3 separate regions of the Mus musculus genome follow, and regions 2 and 3 are each linked to region 1. Evidence: chromatin loops called from intact Hi-C (ENCODE). Cell type or tissue: gastrocnemius. All regions are shown on one strand.

What was found. Peaks named below come from ENCODE experiments on the same cell type or tissue, not always from the same donor. Only the 100,000 strongest peaks of a DNase experiment are listed, where the experiment ranks them.
Region 2: it touches region 1 in a loop (3-fold over the local background); 8 of 42 quality-filtered maps call a loop at or near these places.
Region 3: a loop joins it to region 1, with 13 times the contacts of the local background. A loop is called at or near these places in 29 of 42 quality-filtered maps.

What each region holds. Positions count from the first base shown.
Region 1 is chr17:71,658,443-71,666,442 of GRCm38, forward strand. Wdr43 (WD repeat domain 43) reads left to right here. Exons shown (of 18, transcript NM_175639.1): 18 at 1-589. Among named protein-coding and RNA genes, the nearest start is that of Togaram2, 11 kb to the right of the region's middle. In gastrocnemius, a CTCF peak has its summit at 4,376 (motif pointing right); DNase peaks (open chromatin) are centred at 4,424 and 4,651; H3K4me3 peaks cover 904 bases; H3K27ac peaks cover 1,352 bases.
Region 2 is chr17:72,517,982-72,525,981 of GRCm38, forward strand. The region is part of intron 1 of Alk (anaplastic lymphoma kinase); the gene reads right to left. Among named protein-coding and RNA genes, the nearest start is that of Alk, 82 kb to the right of the region's middle. In gastrocnemius, a CTCF peak has its summit at 4,596 (motif pointing left); DNase peaks (open chromatin) are centred at 3,674, 4,046, 4,581, 4,870 and 1 more place.
Region 3 is chr17:71,870,821-71,878,820 of GRCm38, forward strand. It overlaps Alk (anaplastic lymphoma kinase), which reads right to left. Exons shown (of 29, transcript NM_007439.2): 27 at 4,122-4,256; 28 at 3,298-3,388. Among named protein-coding and RNA genes, the nearest start is that of Gm30140, 92 kb to the left of the region's middle. In gastrocnemius, CTCF peaks have their summits at 2,376 (motif pointing left) and 3,483 (motif pointing left); DNase peaks (open chromatin) are centred at 2,361, 3,462 and 7,595.

The sequences.
Region 1 (8,000 bases):
AAGAGGTTTCCATTTTTATTTAAATTGCTAATGGATCAGAGAACAATTGTTTATTTTTTCTCTTTGGTTTTAGATATTAATAATAACATTACTGGAATTTTTTTCCAAAGAAACTATTTTTATAATTCAATAATTTAACGTTTTCGTTCCTTTTCATTGCCCACTCTTGGCAGGGCTAGGGTATCTGTTTATCTTTCAAAATGATAAATCTGACTCAAGATTTTTTATGTATGTATAAATAAGTATTTTGGTGTGCTACACAGCTTTTTCAAATTACCAGTAATTTGTCTTGTTTCTAAGGAGTGGGCCAGTACTAACTTAACTTGGTGTTCAGCAAGGGATGCAGACGGAGAGCTCCCTTCTGCAGGACTAAGCAGATGCGTGTCTTTCCCACCCGTGACTGTAAGAATGCTCTCTGGGAGGACTTCCACCGGGGCAGAGCAGGCTGCCCAGCCGAAGCGGGAAGGGCATGTTGGGCAAGCTGCTGGAGCGACTGATGTACAGTTGTTATTTGTCTATAAATGGAGCTGTTTATGGCAATTTAATACCATTCTCTTTGTAAAGTGAATAAATACTCATCTTTACCCAGCGCGTGTCTCGTGGTGTATATAGAGTGCACAGGTGTGTGTTTGGGCTTAGGCCTATGGTGTGAAGGGTTTTAAGGTGGTTTCACGCCTAGAATTCACAGGGAAATACTTTGAAGGCTTGCTGTGTTATCAAGTTCGCAACAGTAGAGCAATAGGCATCTTGTTTTAAATCTCACTCCAGTGACAGGTGGTTATTTTATTTTTTTTTTAGTCTCTGCTGGTTGGGTTGCAACTTTATATGTCAAGGTTCTAGGCAAACAGGAAGCATTTATGTCTAATTAGGTATGAGGAGACAACAAAGGAAGTTTTTGGTTTAGAAATGTCTGATAAGATCCACACTGTCTGTCTGTCTGTCTGTTTCTATCTATCTATCTATCTATCTATCTATCTATCTATCTATCTATCTATCTATCTTATCTAATCTATCTGTGGTAAGAGTTGCACTTAGTCTGTCGTTGTGCCAGGCCAGCTGAGAATGAGCTTTGGTTGTCTGGTTGTCTTCCATCTTCCTACTTTATTGTTGGAAACTTTGAAGCCTGCAACCACTGTCCATGATCACATGTCATAGTTGGTTTTCATGGTAATTCTTAACCTAGAATATTCTCCCTCCGCTTGTGTGTTATTTTTGATATTAGGTGAGTTCACATAAATTGTGAATACAGTCCCAGAAATCCTGGGCTTGTGTGACGGATGCCTTAGATATAGACAGTTACTGAATATGGGACGCGTTTATGTGAGTAGATGTTAAGGCTTCTGGTTTGGGGTTTTGAGTTTTTAATGCTGAAGGTTTGGAAATTAAGTAGGTGTGTGAAGTTAACATGATTCCTGTGAAGGCCATTTCCCAGCATGCCACACTACATTATTCACGTGACTCACTGTCCATCCTGCTGCTGATTATCTGGGCGCATGATTATATATTGATGAATGGTGGCAACCTCTAGCCCAACATCTGCTTGTCAAGGTTGGATAAGTATCTCTACAGGCTGAGGCCTTAGAGACTAGGGTGTTGTGCCACAGCCCCCACCCCCTGCACCCCAACCCCTCCCCCATTCTTAGTGTCCTTAAAGGCTCCTGGGCCCTTTGTCTGCAGTTTTCTTGGTTGAAAAGGTAGGTATTTTGCCACAGGTTTGGGAGTTAGTCACCTCAGACATTTGTTAGAATATTGAGCCCATGGTTTGTCAGGGAGGTAGGTGTGTGTGTGTGTGTGTGTGTGTGTGTGTGTGTGTGTGTGTGTACATGTATGCTTGCAAGAACATTCAGAAAAAGAGGCCATGAATCTGAAAAAGAGCGGGGTGGGTTTAAGGGAGAAATGTAATTAAATTATAATTTTAAAAATGTAAAATAAAAAAAAACCTATATTCTGATAGTGTGACATTATTGAAGAGACTTTGGAAAATACCAAGATTACTAGAGGAAGACAAAGCTGTAACAGCAGTAACCATTGTATAATGGTAGAAAATTTTCTCCTCTTTGTGTGAGCATGTATGTGTGTGTATATGCACACACTCATACACTTGCATCTCATGTCGTGTGTAGTCAGAGGACAACAGGTGGGCAGATCTGTGAGCTCAAACTCAGCTGATAGGCTTACAGGCAAGTGATGTGGAATGCATACCATTAAAGCAGTGGTTCTCAACATGTTGGTCATGACCCTTTCATGGGGATTGGCTGAGGCCATTGGAAAAAAAACATATCTCCATTATAATTCATAACAGTAGCAAAATTCCAGTTACAAAGTAGCAACAAAAATAATATTACAACATGAGGAATTGTGTTAAAGGTTTGCAGCATTATGTTTGAGAGCCACTGCTCTAAAGAGAAGATGAGGCTGTGGCTTAGGCCAGTGCCCTGCTGCCCACCACCCCGAATCCTCTTCCAACTGTGTGCAGAGGTAGCAGTTCTTCCGTGGATCTACAGACAGATGCAATTGTGCTGGTGAGATGCAATTGGGTTCTTTTTCTCCACATAGATGGTATCGTACTGTTTATAGCTGTCTGTGGTCTAGCTTTTTTAGGCAATGTACTTTGGAGGACTAACTAACTTAGGAACAAAACTACTTTGCAGTGTTCAACTGTGTCCAGATCAGTTCATGGTGTGGGGACTCCAATACAAATCCCTGTCAGTGATGGTTTGAATATTCTTGGCCCAGGGAGTGGCACTCTTAGGAGGTGTGGCCTCATTGGAGGAAGTGTGTTACTGTGGGCTTGGGCTTTGAGACCCTCTTCTTAGCTGCCTGGAAGCCAGTCTTCTAGCAGCCTTCAGATGATGATGTAGAATTCTCTGCTCTTCCTGCACCATGCCTGCCTGGATGCTACCATGCTCCTGCCTTGATGATTATGGACTGAACCTCTGAACCTGTAAGCCAGCCCCAACTAAATGTTCTCCTTATAAGAATTGGTCATGGTGTCTGTTCACAGCAGTAAAACCCTAAGACGCTGTCCCACCCTGGAGTTTCAGACTGTTGGAACATTTCCTGATCAATGATATATAGACTGCTTTTAGTGTCCTGGTAAAATAAGGACATTTCCTGGGCCCTCATGATCCAGTGTAGGTGCTGTGCCAGCATCTTTCTAGGATGCTGAATTGGATGCTTGACTTCAGAAAACGTGGCTTGTTTTGACTTAAGGTTTTGAGGGTATGTAGCCCATCATGGCGCAGAAAACCCGGCAGCAGGAATGAGGCAGCTGGTCACACCGTGCTCACTTCCGGGAAGTGGGAAGAGATGACTGCTAGTGTTCATTCACTTCTTGTATCTTTTCCTGTTCCTTGGGTTTGGGGCTTCAGCTCATGGGATGGTGGTAACCAAGGAGAGATATTCCTCCTCAGTTAATCCTCTTTGAAAACATGCTCACAGCCACGCCCAGAGTGTCTCCCAGGTGACTCTAAGTGCAGCAGATTTGATAAAGATGATAACATTTGCAGATGGGTAGGATTCCGGGTACAGGCTATGGTACTTGAGATTTCCATAAATCTATCTTGTTGCCTCTCATTTGGCTTTACAGATTTCAGGTCAAGTTTCGCACGGCAAACCCTCCTGACCACAAGTTAAACATAAGTCCTATGGAAATTTGATTTGCTCTTTGGCCAGCCAATAGGTTTATGAGAATTTATTTCTCGGAATATTATAACTGAATACATTTCTCTTTATTTAGAAAAGAAAGATTATTATTTTAATCATTTATTTTATGTGCATTGTTGTGTCTGCATTGTCTTTGTGTATATCTATGTGAGGGAGTCAGATCTGAAACTGGAGGTTCAGACAGCTGTCTGGAAGAGCAGCCAACGCTCAACCACTGAGCCATCTCTCCAGCCCTTTTTTTTTTAACTTTGGAAAGATCATGCCTGTTGCTTCCACCTCCGTAGACTTGGGTAGTTAATTACCTTGGAACAGATGACCAGAGCCTGCCAGCTCTTACCTCATGAATGAGTGATATTCACAGGAAAGGCAGGACAAATAGTTGCTTGATAGATGCATTCTAGAAACCTGCAACTAAAACTCCTTAGAATTGAGGTCTTCGACTCGGTTAACCAAGAGATTTCAGCTTGCAAGAAACCAAATGGGTGAGGTAGAGAGAGCATGGCTGTTCTCAGGACCCGGGGCTCCTTCTTCCAGTGGACATCTTGGCTGTGGATTTTGTAGTCTATTCTTGTGTGCTGCTCAAGTTTCGTGAACATGGTGGAATTGCGCCAATGGGACTTTTCCAGGGCTTCCCTAGTTCTGTCGGGTTGTCTTGGTTTCTTTTTGGGGTCCAAGTGTAAATCGTCAAAATCAAAGTGAACCACAAGGTGTCAGTCTTGCTCCGGGAAACTCAGCGCACCATCCCCGGCAGGAAGTGGGGCTGCATGAGAATGCTCGCCAGCGAACCTGTCAACGTTCTCCGTTCAGTCTTCGGGAATCTCCGAGGTGCTTCCAGCTCTTTCTTTGCTGGAATATATCCCAGTTTGGAGGACACAGAGTCTTCCGGTTGCGGCTTCCAGTTCTCTCCAGCTCCTCTGAAGTGGGAAACGCCCCCTTAACCCCCCCCCCCCCCCCAACCTGGCCAAGCTGATATTCTCACGTCCTGGGCCGGGACACATGCTCAGTGTACCAGCCTGAGCAAACCCGGAGCTTGGCAGAAGCAGCATAGGCGACTTGTACTGTGTAACAGTTAAGTGCTGGAGACTGCGTGTTTCCCCTCATGTCCATAAGGAGGACCGCCTTGCGCTGTGCAGCAACCTACAGTTTTTCTCCGCATGGACTTGCTCACATTCACTCAGCGGCAGTTTTGTTTTTCACCCTCCAAACTTTTGAAAACTTCAAGTATATGGAAAAGTGAAAAGAATAAGTCCGGCATACTTTTAATCTCAGCACTTGAAAGTCAGAGTCAGGGCTGGAGAGATGGCTCAGCAGTTAAGACCACTGACTACTCTTCCAGAGGTCCTGAGTTCAATTCCCAGCAACCACATGGTGGTTCACAACCATCTGTACAGCTTTAGTATACTCATATACATAAAATAAATAAGTAAATCTTAAAAAAAAAGAAAGTCAGAGGCAGGTGGATCTTTAAGTTCGAGGTTATTTTGGTCTATACCACAAACCACAGGACAGCCAGGGTTATATATACCGGTGGAAATAGCTTACCAATAATTTTGATCCTGAAGTAAGCAAAACCAGTGTAATCGCACGTGTTCTTCCAGACTTCTCTTGTGACTGTGTGCAGATAAATCCAGGGGCCAGACAGTCCTGTCACATGAGGGCCCTCCTCCTGCAATCCACCCAGCTCTGCTGCATATGGTGCCTCATGAGTTTCACAGGACAGCACTGCGTTTCAGAGGTGTTTGTAAATATGGACTGAGAAATCGCCTCCATTACAAAACTATATTTCTTTTGGGTTTAAAGTCTTTGGGTCTGCAAGCAGACATGTTTATAAGAAAAAGGCACTCATTTGTAGAAACTTGCCCTGCATTTTTAGGTTCACAAGGCACTTAGGTCTTTTCTTGTTGAGGCAAAGTCTTACATAGCCCAAGCTAGTCTCAAGACTCTCAAATGAGCTCACTCCCGATCCTCCTGCCTCTGTCTCCTTGTGCTGGAATTACAACAGTGCATCACCAGGCTCTGTATACTTGCTTTGTGGGTCTTTTTTAAAATTTAATCTTATTTATGTATGTGACTGTGCATCTCTGTGTGTGTGTCTGCCATGTGTATGCAGGTGCCCACAGAGCCCAGAACAGGGTGTCAGCTCCCCTGAAGATGGACTTACAGGCAATTGTGAGCTGCCCAACATGGTTGATGGGAACAGAGTTCCAGTCCTGGGGGGCAGGGGGGCAGGGAGGAGGCAGGAAGTACTGGTAGAAAGGACTTATAACTGCTGAGTCATCTTTTTAGCTCCCGGTCTGTCTTCCTTCCTTCCTTCCTTCCTTCCTTCCTTCCTTCCTTCCTTCCTTCCTTCCTTCCTTCCTTCCTCTCTCTCTCTTATTTATTTATTTATTTATTTATTTATTTATTTATTTATTTACTTCAGGCAACATCTCACTATATAACCTTGGCTGGCCTGGGACTTGCTTTGTGGACCAGGCTGGCTTCAAACCCACAGATTTGCCTCCCTCTGCCTTGTGAGTGGCTGGCTTGTTTTTAAAAGCCAAGTTTAAGTTTTGCCCATTGTTTAAGTGAATGGGCAAAACCAGATAACCTTTTTTTTTTTCCCCCCAAAAACGGGGAAAAATCTATTTAGAGCTTTAATTTTTTTTGAAAAGCAACACAAGGACAAACATTCTGCTATGAAGAAGAAGGAGAAGGAGAAAAAGGAGAAGAGGAGGAGGAAGAAGAGGAGGAGGAAAAGAAGAAAAGAGGAGGAGGAGGAGGAGAAGAAGAAGAAGAAAAGAAAAGAGAAGAAGAGAAGAAGAAGGAGGAGGAGGAGGAAGAAGAGAAGAAGAAGAGAAGAAGAAGAGAAGAGGAGGAGGAGGAGGAGGAGGAGGAGGAGGAGAAGAAGAAGAAGAAGAAGAAGAAGAAGAAGAAGAAGAAGAAGAAGAAGAAGAAGAAGAGAAGAAGAGAAGAAGAAGAGACGAGAAGAAGAGAAGAAGAAGGAGGAGGAGGAAGAAGAAGAGAAGAAGAGAAGAAGAAGAGAAGAAGAGGAGGAGGAGGAGGAGGAGGAAGAAGAAGAGAAGAAGAGAAGAAGAGGAGGAGGAGGAGGAGGAGGAGGAGAAGTGGTATACATTAAAATTTGGTAGCTCTTTCCTCTGCTGGCTCCAGCACACTTGGGCCTGGCCTGACCTGGTCTTTTCCTGTGAAGGAGCTGAGCATGTTGAAAGCTCTAGGGTGTCCCGGTCAGGCCTAGCCCTCCCTCTGTGTCCTTGGGCAAGCTGTTTACCTTCGATGAGTGCCATTTTTTTCCATCTACAAGTGGAAGTCTGGATGGACAGAGGCTCTGGAAGGAGCTCAAGCAGTTTGTGACGTGTCTGGGAACCAGCACTGCACAGAGACCAGGCTAGTCCAAGGCGACAGAGCCACTAGAGGTCCATGACTGATTCTTCTTCCTGTCCCAAAGACATTTGAATTCATTTAGAAAGGATTTATTTTTATTATTCTTACATTGGGTGTCTGCGTGTGGCTCTGTGCACGTGAGTACAGGTACCCTGTGAGATGAGATGTGTCAGATCACCTGGAGCTGGAGTTCAGATGGATGTGAGCAGCCTAACGTGGTGCTGGCCACAAACTCAGATCCTCCGTAGGAGCAGTGTGTGTTCTCAACCATTAGGCCATGTTTGCAGCACCACCCCAAATCCTGTACATTTTTTAAAAAAGAATTATTTATCATATATATGTGAGTACACTGTAGCTGTCTTCAGACACACCAGAAGAGGGCATCGAATCCCATAACAGATGGTTGTGAGCCACCATGTGGTTGCTGGGAATTGAACTCAGGACCTCTGGAAGAGCAATCAGTGCCATCTCTCCAGCCCCAGCCCTGTGCATTTTAAAGGTTTGTTTCCTTGATTTTATGTGTAGGCTGTTATTATTATTATAAATATTATTGGTCATTGTTATTTGTTTTTTTTGAGACAGGGCCTCTGTTGCCTAGGTTGCCCTGTGCTCAAGGAATCCTCCTGTACTCAGCCTTTCAGGTACTTGTTCTACAGATGTATGCAGCCATGCCTAGCTTTCTAATTCTAACATTGTTCCTCCCTCACTCCCGGGCTTCTCCTTAAATAAATAAATATAACAAAGTCTACACTTGGCTGCTGTCATCATCTGTTTGCTTGTAACACAGTCCCTCACGATGGGTAAGTTATAAAGACAGAAGGTTCATTTTGTTTTCATGCCTCGGGGTCCATTTTCTGGGCTGCTGTGTTTCTCTCTCTGCCTGTCTGGCCGTGGTTCCAAGAAAGGATGCTTCTTATATCCAACTGGCACCTGACAGGTTTCAAAAATTGATT
Region 2 (8,000 bases), 860 kb after region 1:
TTCAGGAAAGGAAAACAGATAAGTTGTGTCATATAACTGGCCTCATTTTCTATCTGGAGGCACCTGTTGTAATATGGTAAATCCAGGCTTAAAACTATTGTGGTAGCTTTAACTTGTGGAACATGGCACCAGAAAACATCCAACCATGCAAACACACCCACAAATCATACTGGAATCTTTAAAGACTTTGACTATAAACTATTGTGCGTATGTGCAAAATATTTCATGTGACTAGGAAGATGTTACCTACCAAAGTAAGAAAATTTACTAGAAGGTAACGTTTCTGTGTCTATTAGAACTTGTATCTTATTCTACAGTTGGTTACATTGAACCAGGAGACAGTGTTGCCACACCACAGTGGAGAATCCTAGAAAGTCCACTGTAAGAGAAAGCCTAAACTAGCCCTTTCTTAAGCCATCTCTAAAAAAGTTCAAAGACACAAGACCCAATGGGTCAAACTTATTCATGAGTAAATGAATTGCTTCCCAGAACAAAATCCAAGGATCTACAAGAAAGACAAGACTGAGGCATGTAGTAACGCAACATCAATAATGTCCAGCACACAACTCAAAAACTGTCAGATAGGCAAAGAAGTAAGACAATGCTGCACATGACCAGAAGAAAAGTCAGCTCACAGAAACAAGCCAGAAAGGATGGGAATGAATGAATCTACAGGCAAGGAATTGGATAGGATTATAATATAGTCAAATATTTAAGAAAATATGAACTTAATGGGAAAGGAAAGATGAATCATGATAGAGGTGTGCCTAGGAAAGGGAAGATGAAAAAACAAAACTGCAATTCCAGAAAAGAAAAATACAATATCTGGAATAATAACAACCCTGGATGGACTTTACACAAAAGACCGAGAGGCAGAAGAAACCATTCAGTGGCCACCAAGATGGTGACAGGAGCTGACCATGCTAGAGCTGAGAGAGAAACATGAGAATTAAGCTTGTGCAGAGTTACAAGGACCCATGACCAAGCACTGGAAAGTGAACTGTCATGGTATGCTAACAGAGAGAGAGAGAGAGAAAGAGTGACAGAGACAGACACAGAGAGACACAGAGAGACAGAGACAGAGACAGACACAGAGAGACACAGAGAGACAGAGACAGAGACAGAGACAGAGAGACAGAGACAGAGACACAGAGAGACAGAGAGACAGAGACAGACAGAGACAGAGAGACAGAGAAGACTGATTGGGCGGGAACTCCTACTCAACAGCAGAAGGTGTGCCTAGCCCACGCAGGGCCTAAGTTCTATCTCCAGCACCACACACCCAACATAGAAATAAGGTTGACTCAAAAAAAATATGTAAAGAAATAATACTGAGATCTTTCTCCAAATTTAATGAGAAATACAAATGTACAGATCTAAGAATCTCAATGTGAGGTAAACATGGCAAATAGAGCAATAGCTATTCCAGGACATATCATAATACAACGGCTAGAAATAATAAGAGGTAAGAGGATATACATGAACACTCAGAATAGATACAAAGCAGACATAACACCAGTCTGTCAACAGCACGTGGACTAGTCACACAATGGAACACCAGCCAGTGGTCAAGAGGAACTACTGATAGAACACGTATAAACCTCCCAGATGTCATAGTCAATGAGACTGGCCATACATGGGGCTACATGCCGCAACATTCTGCCATATGAAATTCTAGAATAAACATATGGAACCCATGATCAAAGAAAAGATACAATTGTCTACATAGAGTGGATGACAGGCAAGGGGCAAAAGGGAATTTTCTGTGGTGATAGAACTGTAGTCTCTACAGACAAGAGTCCTCCAGGCATGTATACAGTTTAAATCACAGAAGATATGTGGTTTTCATGGTACACAAACTAGTTTTTCAGTAAAAATATTTTTAAAGTTAATTCTTAAAATCCCAGAGCCTAGCACTGTGTGTATAGCACACTTCTGGGTTTCAGTACACATGACAGCACCATTGTCAGCCAAAAGAATCCCATCTATGCCAGCGGATGCCTGAAATTCTACCAACAGCTCTCCTTTTACTTATCCTGAAATTCTGTGCCCCAAAATGAAGTCATATCAAAAACTACCCCAATGTAGTGCAAATTCACTTTCTAAGGCTATATTTTTTGAAAGAGTATGGGAGGCTGGATCAAATGGTGGGGGTAGGCAGTTCATGGGAGCTAGATTTTCTCATGTGCCCTAATTTATCTTTAATCAAAATATGAGCTATAATGTAAGAAAAATGAATAATCCTTTTTGCATATATAGAGGTCCTGGGTGCCTGAGGTCTGGAGTAGGATGAGAGACCTCAGTGAAATGGAAAACCAGTTAGAAGTGGCTGAGAATTCCAGAAAACAAATTTTACCACCATCAAGATTTCACATAACTGCCTTCCAATTCAGACCAGCAAGGCATTAGGATAATTGAGTCACTTTCATATACAGAGAGGCATGGCAAGATATCTTTATGGAAATTTCCAAGTCAAGATGAATACATTAAGCAGATCATAACGTGTGCTTTTTGTTTACAGCAAAATGGCTGTCTTGCCATTCCTGACACACTACATTTCCCCGTCTCCCCTCTTGTGCTGTGCTCCCTCCCCCACCCACTCCATACCCCTTCTAGAATGACCCTTTTCATTTTCCCTGTCTAAGGTAAATCCTCTTACCCTTTAAGGGGTCCAAAGGCCAGTTCCCATAAAGCCTTTCCGGGATGCTCCTTCTAGTTCCTGCCACCTCCATTTTGAAACACACCATGACTGGGTACTGTGTCTCTGCCATGAAGATGCAGAGACAGCGATGAGTTTCCTGCATGGTCCTCAGAGTACAATGTGCACAATCAGCCCCTCTGATCCTTACAGCCACCCAACAAGGTAGGCAAACTTGATAGAGGAAACCAAGGTTGAGAAAACTGAGCAAACCACAAACCTTGCTCAAGAGAAAGCATAGTTAGCAGGGCTTGGGTTTAGCCCCAGGGCTGTCTGGCTTCAAGGCTTTTATTATTAACCACTGTGTTGTACTGTCTCCTTGATGTACATCAAGTTCAATAAACAGAACCAACATCTATCTGTCCCTATCTTTTAAACTGTTTGCTAAACAACGGGCAGGATATTTATTGTTCCTTGAAGGGAGGAATAATGCCCTACACATCTTTTATTGCCTCCTTCACAGTTGACACCGCATTTGGCAAATAGGTACGTGTCAGCATATGCTTGAAGACAAAATACCTAACCCAATTGCAGGACCCTGGCTCTGCTCTCAGTTCTAAAATGTGTATTCATAAACCTTCAAGCAACCAGTCACAGAAAGGACGAGCGACTAAATGAGTCATGAGACATCTTCCTTCCTTCTTCACACGTCACTGCAGAGTTGTCTACTGATAACCTAGCTTTAGTCAGACTCCCGGCCAACCCTCTATTCTAAACACACCCCTCAGGAACATTTCTGTATCTCTCTTCTGGTTTGTTTCCTGTTGAATTTGTGCTGAATATTTCTGTTGAATATTACAAGGGCAACTGTGGCCACGGTGTGGTTGATGTGGGATCTTAAGTTCGGCGAAGGAGGAAATCAAGACATGCACACATACCATGCCAATGAACATGGGCTATTAAGTTCCTGCATCTGTTAGCAGATGGACATTTGTGGGCACAGCATGGTATGCAAAGCAGTTTTACTGCGTTCTCTTGCCTGACCTGCACAAATCACAGCAGGTGAGGACTGTGGATCATTCTGTCATTATACAGAAGCCAAGGAGCCTCTACCCAATGTGTAGAGGCTAAGATTGGGCTTTTATTCTGCCTGTTGGCTACTGCTGTTGGCTCTCACCTCCTCCGTACTGTCTTAACTCGTTGCTTATCAAAGTGAAGGCCTCATTCCCACCACTGCTAAAACAACAGAATCAGGCATGCATTGTAGGACAGGATTACCTCCTCTTAAGAATAATTCAGATGCAGTTTCTTCAATATACTTTCAATAATTTGTAGTAATAGGAAGTTATACCTTAAATGATCTTAGAGGGGCTTGGCAAGATGGCTAACAGATCACGGCACTTGCCGTGCAAGCCCGATGGCCTGAGTTTGCTCTCCGAAAGGCACACTAAAGTGGAAGAAGAAAAGGAACTCCACAGAGTTGTCCCCTGACTTCTACACACACATGTGCACATACATAGTAATACTAATAAAACAGTATTTTCACAAAGGTCTTAGAAAGTCAGACCCACAACTCCAGTTTCTCTCTAGAATATTTTAAACTAGAAAAAAATAAAATGATGCCCAGAAACATTATATAACTGCTTTCCTTGGATGACACAGGGAACATAATCAAGGCTTTAACATATCTAACATGCAAGTGTTTTATAAAGCACTGTCAGCTAATGCCAGAAGAACGATCAATGTCCTCGCTTGCACGCAGGGGGAACCTTAAAGTCTCTCAAGTCCAAGTCTCCACCAATGCAGGAGAAGGCAGGTCTTTCCTTGTGGGCTTTCCCATCTGACTCCAGCTCCATCCTTCAGCAGGAGATAACCATATGTCTCTACCATTCCCACAGAGCTTCCTGGGGGTGACTTCCACCGAATTTTGCTCAGTGTTCTCGGGAGCCCTCTATTGGCCTTCTGGGTAATAACAGGCAGCCTCTGCTTGGGGTTGTGTTCCCATGGTCCTAGGAAGCTGTACCAAACAACACAGGCTGTTCATTTAAGCGCTATCTGAAGCAGAAAGGGGAGGGAGGAAATCCATGCTTGCCAGATTCAAACAGGCAGAGCTGGCCGGGAAATAAACTTCCATTTTCTCAGCTTCCAAAAATACACATCAACACAAGTTAATCCCCACACAAAACTCTGCCCTGAATCAAAGGCTTGTCTGGTCTTTCTTGCCAGTGACTGCTCCCTCGTTCCTATCCGTGTTCTGACTCACCTTTGTCCTTTACTCTCACCCGAGGCAAGGGGACAGAGGACACCAACCATGCAGATCATGCCTTCTCCAACCCATCCTTCCTTTTTCTTTATCCCTCTTCCTTCCTCTTTGCTCTCTTTCCTTCTCTCTCTCTGTTCCAGTGAATTTCCATCAGGTGTTAGAAAGACGACCCCCAACTTAGAGCCTGCTGTTAGGAGTCTGAAATGCTAGGCTCCTGGGGTTAAGGTTCGAGGAGGATGATTCGCTTGTATGGAGGAGGGAGGGGTTTATTGGAAGGGTCCCTCGGGAATTCACATCCAGCTCAGGAAATCCGATGCTGGGAAGTGCATCTGAGTGTGGTTCTGCTCTACAGGGCCCTTGGATTCTTGAGCTGCAAGACACCCAACCACACCCACTTTCTTTGTTCCTTTTTGCTTATGATGTTGACCCCACCACCACCACTATACAAATGTTCATTCTCTAAGGAAAGGATTACAGTAAAGGAAGAGGCCCGAGGGAGGCAAGAGTGCGGTAGGTAGAGGATGTTTTAGGGAAGCACGGCCCGCTAGATTGGCAGCATGTAGGAGGCAAGATGATGGGTGAGGGCAAATAGGCTGTGGGAGGAGTCTCCGGCATGAGTTGTGATTAGGGGAACGACTGATTACATCATCCTCTTTGGTGCTCCTCACAGCATGGAGCACATGCTGGGGCTTACCACACAGGACAAGGGGAGACAGGAAGGAAGCCCTGCACAACCAGGGTTTGTTTATCTTCATCACTACACCAAGGAGACCATGGTGGTCTCAGCTACAGTGTGGTATTCCCTGAGACCCTGGAGTTGCAGAAACTTCCCTTTAAGGCCAACTCCGAGATCTCTCTTGCAGGAGGGAAGTGAGTGGCATCTGGGGCATGAGGCGCTCAGAAGTATTTGAGTGGCAGAATGCAGAGAGGAATGGGAACAATGGACCAGTGCTCCAGCACTAAGGATGGAGCAAATGAGAAGGGAGGGCGCATAGCTTCTCACCGCTATAACTGCATTGCAAGCATGGGGGAAGGGGAGGGAGCAGGAGTGGGAAGATTGTATGAGAAAGATGTTGAGGTTTGATACTCAAATAATGGTGATATTATGAGGTTGACTTCATGAAGAGGAGGTAAATGGGAGAGGAGTGGGTAGAGACAGGGCTCACAGGCTAGAGTCTCACTGCTCATCTCTACTAGATGGAATTAGATTGAAATGAAATTATATATAGTATTAATTTTCCCTGCTTATACTCACCTTCCAAACATATGTGTGTATGTCTGTCTATGCAATATGTATAATATTATATGTGTAATATAAATGTGTAATATATATGTATAATATTATAATATGTATAATACATATATGATATATCTCATATATATCATACACACACACACAATTTCAAAAGTGGTATGTGGGACTAGAAAGATGGCTTAGTGATTAAGAGTTTACTGTTCTTTCAGAGAACATGGGCTCATCTTCCATAAGCCTAACTTCAGTCCTAGGCCATCAAATAATTTCTTGAGGCCTCTACCCATTACTCTACACATAAACTCATGTAGGCAAATACACATACACAAAATAAAATATGTACATAAATCAAAAAAATGATGTGTGCCAATGAGGTATTATGCAGCCATGAAAAAGAATGAGATCGTGATAGCTACAGGAAAATACCTGGACAAGAGGTCATCGTTCTAAGCCAAGTAAGCCAGACTCAGAAAGACCATTGTTGACATTTTCCTCTCATGTGTGCAAACTAGAGTTTAAAGAGGGGGGAAAGAGCCAAACTTGCCTGGAAGATAGACTACAGGCATAAGACAAAGGGGTCAGCAGCAGTAAGGGAAATTGAATGGGGGCAGTATGGTAACAGCACAAAATGTGCACAATCGAAATGCCACACTTTAACCCTAGTATGAGCAATTAATACATATCAATATTATAACACTCAGAAGCTGCATGCTCAGACCCTTCCCAGTTGCCATATTATCTTTTCCTTTAGCTGTATCTAATTTGTATCCTTCCATTGCAATGAAATTACAATCACACATTTAAAAAAGAGTGGCGCGTGTATAAGTGTACTCATGTCCTCAGCTTCCTAACTTGTGAGGGCCCTGTGCAGCTGGCAGAAGGAAAGAGGAAATGGAACTGGAGTTATGAGTATGGTCGCTGATGGGCATGATTACCATGCAGCCCTGTAGCTTTAAGGAGCATTAAATAGTATTCAAAGGAAGGTTACTGACTATATTATGTCAAAAAGATACCAGGGAACAAAAAGGCTGGAAACTTCTAACACCAAGAGTGAAATGTTACTTGAACAGTCATCTGTACTATTTTCCCTAAGGTAGATCCCTAGTAGTTACAAGATTCCCAAAGGTATTCAAGATCTCCCAGTAGAGGTAACACTATCCTGGTCCTTACTGGGAAAGATGATTTCTCACCAAGGTCCCTTCTGTCTCTAAGAACCATAAGCCAGAGACAAATTTAGAGCCATTAAAGTGATTGACAACTAAGTTCACTGTCACCAGCATAGAAATAAGAACCCAAAGTTAGAAAATATGTCTTTATGTTGCTAGCAGCGGAGTAGAGCTGAAAATCCCATGGGTCTTTCCCTGATACCCTCTCATTCTCCTTGGCACTCACACGCATGCGCATGCACGCACACGCACACACACACACACACACACACACACACACACACACACAGGCATGGCCACACAAATGTCTCTCCTAAGGAACACCTGATCTTGTCCTGATACACACCCTCCCTTACACATACACTCAGTCTCCTAAGGAAAGCCTCCATGTGGGCTGTAGCTCCTTTAGAAAGATCCACACTGGGAGTTTACAGTGATATCCTCCAAGGCTAGAGCTCATCCTGTCCACATCCTGGAGTTATGAAGAGTGTCCACGCACTCCCTCTTCTGGCACTCACTTGCCCTGTTAGGAAAGCAGAACAAGAGCCCAGGAAGGTCCAGAGGACACACCCTCCATGTGCTCTGAGTCACTGGAAGCCATCATCATCGTGAACACAGCAGGCAGAGTGGAATATCACTCCTGCTAAGACCCAGGCCCAAAGCTGCCAAGCCCTCCCCCCA
Region 3 (8,000 bases), 210 kb after region 1:
AGGGGCAGAGCAGAAGCCCCTGGGGCACCTTTTACAGATGTAAAAGTTTTTTACTAGATTTAATTTATAGTGTGTATGTATATGTGTGCAGGTATGCATGTGCCTTGGTGTGTGTGTGTGTGTGTGTGTGTGCAAGTTGAGGACAAACCTATGGAGTTCTCTGCCCTCCCACTATCTGGGTCCTGGGGGTCAAACAGGTCATTTGATTCTGGCAAGCAAGAATCTTACTTAACCCATTGAGCGATCTTACCAGCCCGTTTTTTGTTGTTGTTGTTTTGTTTTTTTGTTTTTGTTTTTGTTTTTGTTTTTGTTTTTTGTTTTTTTGTTTTTACATTACTTTCAAAATATTGTGGTCTATTTCCAAAAATACTCTTGCAATCTTCAAAGACAAAAGATAATGTGGCTTTAGTTTTGTTGTAGGGAAGGAGGCAGGGAAGAGGGACGCCACGTTTGGCTCACAGAGGATGTTGTTTGCTCCTTCCCTAAGCGCCTGCAGCTTTCCTCGTATTTGATGGTGACTCTGTGTTGTGTGGTCTCCTTGCTTGTGCAGCTGTTCCAGGCAGAGGCTCATTTGCCCATTCAGAAACCTGGCTCATGCTAGATCTCTGTCAGCGTCACAGACTGTAAGACGAGAGCAGACGCAGTTGCCATGGGTTTAAAGGAAAGTGTGTGGGAGAAAGCTCCAGGGAAATTTAATTCAGTAATAGTGTTTGCAAATGGAGGGAAAACCTCCGTTACTTAGGTTTTACAGAATAGCACACCAGTCCAGTATCCACCAGCAAAAGGTTTAAGAAAACAACTACACATATCTTTTGAAAAGCCATTTCACTTATTGCCAGCTTCTTCCACAGTCAGTCCTTTACGGCCTGCAGCTGTACAACCACCTGCCTTCGCAAAGATATTATATATTTTGGAGAAAACACCCCCAAAGAAGGTATGTGAAGGTATCTGTGTTTATGAGAGTATTCTATTCCTGTTAGAATATAATAAACTAAATGTCAGTAAGCAAGCTTCCCTAATACATCCTCAATTTCCCCCAATAACATGGCCACTGAAGTCCAGCTAGATGAAGAAGGCAGGTCGCCCTCACAGCTGGGACCCACGAGGGGACTGGAACAGTGTGGCTAGACACACCGTTGCTGAAGTTTGCAGAAAGTGTCAGCCCTTGGTCCCAGTTGAGGGAATTTAGAGAGCTAGTGGCTCACTCTTTGACTTTTCTAAAATATCTCAGTGGCACGGACACCTGATGGCATCCCGTGTGTAGCAGATGAGCCCATCCTCGTGCACATAAGGTGTGCTGGCTGGTTTTCATGTCAGCTTGACACAAGCTAGAGTCATCTGAGCGGAGGGAACGTCAGTTAAGAAAATGCTCCCATAAGATCTGGCTGTAGGCAAGCCTGTAGGGCATTTTCTTAATTAGTGATGGATGGAGGTGAGCCCAGCCCATTGTGTGTGTGGCTACTCCTAGTCCTGGGTTCTGTAAGAAGGCCGAGCAGACAAACCATGAAAAGCAAGCCAGTAAGCAGCACCCTCCATGACCTCTGCGTCAGCTCCTGTCTCCAGGTTGCTGCCCTAACTTCCTTCAGTGATAAACTGTGTTATGGAAGTGTCAGCTTAATAAACCCTTTCCTCCCCAGCTTGCTTTTGGTCATTGGTCATGGATTCATCACAGCAACAGTAACCCTAGCTAATACGTACAGGTGGTGCAAACTGGACTTAACAAACAAGAGCAACTGTGAAAAGCCATGAAGTTGGGAAAGGTCCATGTTAGGGAGATACCAGGGAGTCAGAGGGGGCAACTCGTAGGTGGGAGAGAACGTTAGAAGAAGTGAAATTGGGGAACAAGGCTCAAGTGGGGGTGTAGGGCATAGGGAGAGGATGCTACTTTAATTTTGTATGCTGACAGGATCAGAGGCGGGAGGGAGGGAAAGAAGGGATACAGTAAAGGAAAAACTGGTCACTGACATAAAGTCCTGAGAGGCCGCTGGTGAGACCGTGATAGGAAGATGCTCTGGGTCTGTGTGAGACACGGGAGGGAAAGAATCCTCCCGCCACTACCTCTATTCCCCTGTCTAGCTGATGATGAGTAGGGAGGTACAGTCTGCTGAGGACAAAGATGAACAGTCACGATTCAGTCCAGACGGGAGGAAGCACGAGAGGGCTGTCTCTTAGCCTAGCCCGCTACTCCTCTATAAAATGGGATAAAAGGAACCCTCCCCGAGAGCAAAATAAAAATAACATGGAAATCCAGGGCTGGAGATGGCTCAGCAGTTAAGAACACTTTTTGTTCTTCTGGAGGAACCAGGTTCAGTTCCCAGGACCCACTTGGTGGCTGTAAATGCCAGATCAGAGATCTGTCGCCCTCTTCTGGCCTCCATGGGCATTGCACGTGTGTAGTGCACAAACATACATGTAAGGCAAACTTACTCCCAAACAATATAAAAACAAATCTTTGAAAAAAAAAAACATAGAAAAGCAACTTATATAGTATAAGTCCATACCAGTGCTACCGATGAATGGTTTGAACATCTCTCCAGAGTGGTTTAGCTATTATGTAATTACTATCTATTTAATGGGAATTAATTCACAGGTTGTAATTCTTGAGAGCTTTCGTTCTTCTCCTTTATATCCCGTTTCATTTACAAAACAAGTAGTTGCCTAGCTGTCCTTGATACCTCAACAATATGAGTAACTGAATAAGAACCAAACATCAACAGACACGCTAACATGAAAGGGAGAAATATCATGGGCCACACTCCTAGACAAAGAACTACAGGCAACTGATGATAGCTGAGAGGGGAGAATTATTCTCCCCGGAGTGGAATTCTCTAATTGGTTATCCAATAGAAGTGGTTGGCTCTGAAATCGTATGAAATCACATGGAATACAAAGTAGATTCTGCAGACAGTATTTATATACATATGAAATAATAATAATAATAATAAGCCATGAATTTGAGAAGAACATGGTTAGGGGGTGGGTTTGGAGATGGGAGGGGCCAGAGTGAGGAAAGGGGAATGATGCAATTATACTTTAATTGTTAAGAAGAACACACAACATTAGCTGTCTAGCAGGGATGTCATTTTGCTTGCGAATTGAATAGATTCTGTCTGGCCCTGTGACATGAAAGTGGGAAGTTTCCAGTGTTTATTGTAGGACATTGGCAAAGTGGGATGCAAATCCTGTCACTTCCGGGATCAGGAATACCGTGTCTCACAATTAGCATTATTCTCTGGTGTCTTGAAACAGTTTCCCCGTGTAGATTAGAGGCTGGTCAAGGGGAGAAAACATTTATACCTGGGTGCAGTATTCGATCCTCTCCAAAATGATGGCGAAGTTGGGTCTGTCTTCAGGCTGATGCTGCCAGCACTGCGTCATTATCCGGTATCTGAAAGGATGAGCGCCTTAATGAAAAGTCAGGAGAAGCACCGGAAGGGGAGACAAGTAGGTCCACCTGATTGATCTATGCTGCCCCCTGCTGGTGGGACAGGGGATCATCCCCAAAGACACCCAGGTAGTTTACATCAAATGCCACTTCTCTAAAGCCATGTTTAGGATGAAGTAATTTATTCCCCATCTTGTTTTTTGGAAAGGAGGTGAGGGACACCATAGGGGACAGAAAACACTATAGGGGACAAGCTCACCCCTCCCCTCTGTTTTTTTAAGACAGGATTTCTCTGTATAGCCCTGGAACTCATTCTGTAGACCAGGCTGGCCTCGAACTCAGAAATCTGCCTGCCTCTGCCTCCCGCGTGCTGGGATTAAAGGCGTGTGCCACCACTGCCCCCTCTCTCTTTTTTTGTGTGTGCATGCTGGGGGTGATATTTAAGGGAGATATACTTAAGAGTGCAGGGCCAACTGGGTGGGTCTGGGGTACACATTTCTAAAGGCAACTGAGACATGTAGGAGAAGTGGGTCTGCAGCCTCTAGCCTTTCTGGGATAACATAATTGTGTTTGATGGGCTGGAAAACTGACCCATCTTACAGAAGTCTCTGGGACACTCTCGGGACATCTGAAAAGAAGGCTACCAACTTCACTTTAATTTTAAAGGCGCATTTGCAGATCCAAATAAAAACAAGACCACGCTCAGGTTCTAGTAGGAAGTTCCCAAAGGTCGTACACAGGCCCGGGGCAGTTCTTAGGCGGGTCCATCCGTCCTCCGCTGGTGACAAACTCCAGAACTTCCTGGTTGCTCTTGCTGGGGTACGGCATATATCCAAGAGAAAATATTTCCCATAGCAACACTCCAAAAGACCTGGGCAGAGAACAGATAGTGATGTGGACACACACAGAGAAACCTAAGTTCTTACTGTTTTCCTTTAAACCATTTTCTGTAACAAAGGACTCCTTTCCTGTGTGCATGTGTGTGTGTAGGCTTATGCATACAAACATTTGCACACATATACATGGAGGTCAAAGGACAATAATCTTAAATATTGTTTCTTAGAAACCATCTACTTTAATTTCTAAGAATTATTAAATCTCTTTCTCATCTTTGTCTCTGCGTCTGTCTGTCTGTCTGTCTGTCTGTCTGTGTGTATTTGCAGGTGTTCATAGAGGGAAGAAGAAGGTGCCAGATTTCCTGGATCTAGAGTTATAGGCAGGGGTGGGCTGTTCAATATGGGAGCTGGGACTGGAACCCAGGTACCCTGTAAGAGCAGTAAGTGCTCTTAACCATGGGGTCATTTCCCCTGCTCCTAATTTGCCTTTTTAATAAAAAAGAAACTTTATAAAATACTTTTAGACACAGTCTCTCAGTGGCCCAGGGCTCACCAAGAAAGCTAGGCTGACTATGAACCCCGTGAACCCCAGAGGTCCACCTGTTCCTGTCCCCCCATCCATGCCAGCACTCAGCCTCCGCCCTTTCTTCCCTTCTTTTGGGTTCCGGGAGACTGAGCCAGATCTTTATTCCTGTGACCTACAGGCACGTCACTGACTGAGCTCTCTCTCCAGTCCCAGCGGACTTTCTAGGTTCAGAAAAGTGAAGAGAATGACCAAGCGCCACCCAGGACTCTCTATTAAAAGACGGCTCCTGCTGACATGTTCTTCATTCTGGTGGGGCTTTGTGCCTAGGTTTCTAGGCTATGGAGCCTTGATAATTCTGCTCATATCATCACAGCACCATTGCTTTCCATGCTAAAAATAAAAGTCTTACAACTAGGATGTGAAATGTCTGTGAAATACTCGATTGCCATGAAACATGGTTGCCCTTATCACACTTCTTTCGGTTTTCAAAATATTTTGAACCTTGAGTGGCCATCTTCCTGCACTTTGATTTTAGTTAATTTTATTTTACTTTTTCTGTGACAGAGTCTCATTCTGTATTACAGCTTGAGGCTTCAAGTTTGCTTCATTGCCTAGCGAGCTTCAAACTCAAAATCCCCCTGCCTCTGGAGTACTGGGAATGCAGGATGGGTTACCACAAGTTCCTTAGATAAACAGTCTCAAACTAATAGAATGGTAAAAAATCAATGATATTTCCTTCCAGAATGCATGTTCTGGGCATTGAATTCAGGTCTGGGAAAATATGGCAACCCGTGACTTTATATGGTAGAGTGTTTTAATGAAGTCTGTTCATCTAATCATTACTTTTAAACTTATATATTGTCTGTTCACGTCTTTTGCACGAGGTTATCTGTCAGGGCATATTATTGTAGTATCTCAATTTGCCTTTTGAGTTGTAGACCTTCTTTGTATGTTTTAAACATGTTAATCTTTTATCAAAAACAAAGATGCTTATTTTTTGGTGGATTTTTAAGGTGGGGCTGGGGATTGAACCCAGGGTCTTACACACGCTGGGCAAGCATTCTAACCACCAAGTTCAGTCTCCAGCCCTGTGTCCCATTTTCCTTTGTTTTAAATTCAATGTTTGGTAGTAAACCAGGTTGGCCTGGAACTTGCTTTGTAGCCAGGCAGGCTTTGAGAGTACGGCGTTCCTGCCTCCACTCCTTAAAGAGTTCTAATTACAAGAATGTACTGCCGAGTCTAGCCACAATTTCTATTAGTTGCTTTATGACTAATATTTTAGTATAATGATGGCCTTCATTTTCAAGTCGTTAAATATATTTCTTAAGTTTTCGTGACTTCAGTTCCCCAGTTTTGCAATCTTCTCCTTACCAAAGGCTGCATATTTGCTATCTTCTAGTGTGTTTGTTTTCCCCTCTCCTCGAATTCAGTTAGACTTTATGTACAGTGGGAGAGAAGGGTCAAAATTGGCTTGTTTGTCTGAAGGACTCTTCCAACACTTTATAAAATAAGCCCTGTTCCCTCTGGCTTTTGATTAAAGGTGGGGCTGTCTTTAATAGACACACCCACCACTTCCTCTCACCTCTTTGCTTTCTGCACTGAGAATATTCTGTTTTACTTTTTCTGTCTGTGTTTTGACATCAAATAAGACATTTTCCTCTTTGGGAAATTGTCTTTTGATTTCCCTGCTATTTGTTTTAAAGGACGTTTGAGACACCGTCTATTAGGTTCCAGAAATAATATTTTCTGTCTGGATGACGGTTTTATTCTCTTAGTTTGATGATCAGATTTCAGAGAAAGAAAATCCATCTTCGTTCTAGTATGTCGATGCAGATTCTGCTCTTAGAAAACACGGCCCTGACATGGAAGAGGGAGCCGCCTTCCGCACAGCACTCACTGCGCAGCTTTCACTGTTGCTGTGTTGGTGAAATAAACCTATCACCAAGAACATGGATTGTTCCCTCTCCTGTGGCCTTTCCGATCTCTAAAAGTAAAAGAAGACAGCCCTCTTCCACTTCAGCAAATAACGATATAACAGATAAAAACATCCAAACAAAGCAGAGGCCTGAAGAGTTTTCACTATACATTCTCTGCCTGTCTACAGATGGGTAAATGTAGACAGCTACTCATTGGTGATTGCAGTATCTTTTGTTGTTATTTAAAAGACAAGACAAGGTCTGCTTGTAGCTCAGGCTGGCCTGACATTATGTAGCCCAGGTTGGCCACAAACTGCCAGTGTTTCTGCCTAGGCACTCCGATTGCTGGGGTTGCAGGTATGTGTCATATCATTTGAGAGAATCTGGGTGTTATTTTGCCTTCCTGATGCCAACGTGCCTTTTCTTCTTGAATACACAAATATAGACATATTTCCTCCCCATCCGCTCTCCTCTTGGCCCCTCCACTGAAGTTTAGAGTGCATCTCCCACTTTTAACATGTGAAGACATGCACAACTACGACTGTATATTCCATCAATATTTTTGCATTGTAAAATTATTTTAAAGTTTTAAATGTGGACGAACATCTTTCCGAGTTGAGACGGTAGGCTTAGTGTAGCCTTTTTATACTACTCTGTCTGCAGTTTCTGTCCGTTTGTCTTTCCATCCTCTGATTGAGAATGAGATAGGCTGCTCTTCTCTTCTTTTCTCTTTTGTAAACTGCGTGCCAATGATGATCTTTGCCCAAGGGCATCTGTGCCCTGTCAACCCGTGGCTACTGTCACACGCTCAAGAGAAGGTTGATAGGTCACATGACACTCAGGTATTCGGAACAGTTACTAACTTGTGCTTGTTATCCTGCCTCGGGGCATGGCAGGTGGCTGCCACTCTGGTGCCCATGTTCTTCCTCTGGAGGCCTTGTTAGAACAGGTGGCTAGGCCTGCACCGCTAGCCTGGTGTTCCTGATGAGGTTTGAGGGAGAAGGGGGCTGGGATGTGGTGTTGCTCATGATTACCCAAATTACCACCACCATCGCTGGCCTGTGCACCCCATTTTGAGACTCACTGGGTTACTGGCTCAAGGCAAATCTCCCAGGCCTAGAAATAACCAATGGTCAACCCAAGTCTGGAAGGGGGGGGGGGTCTTCCATCTAAGGATGTCACCTCAATGTGGGGCTTTCAAAACTCAGGTCATTCCCATGGCCTCATGTTTTCTGTGCTAGGGACCATTTGCATGCCACTTTGACACCGTAGCCTCTGACCATTTTCTCTCTTTTCCTGCGTAGAAGCAGGCGGAGTCCTGGAATGTTATGGTGGTT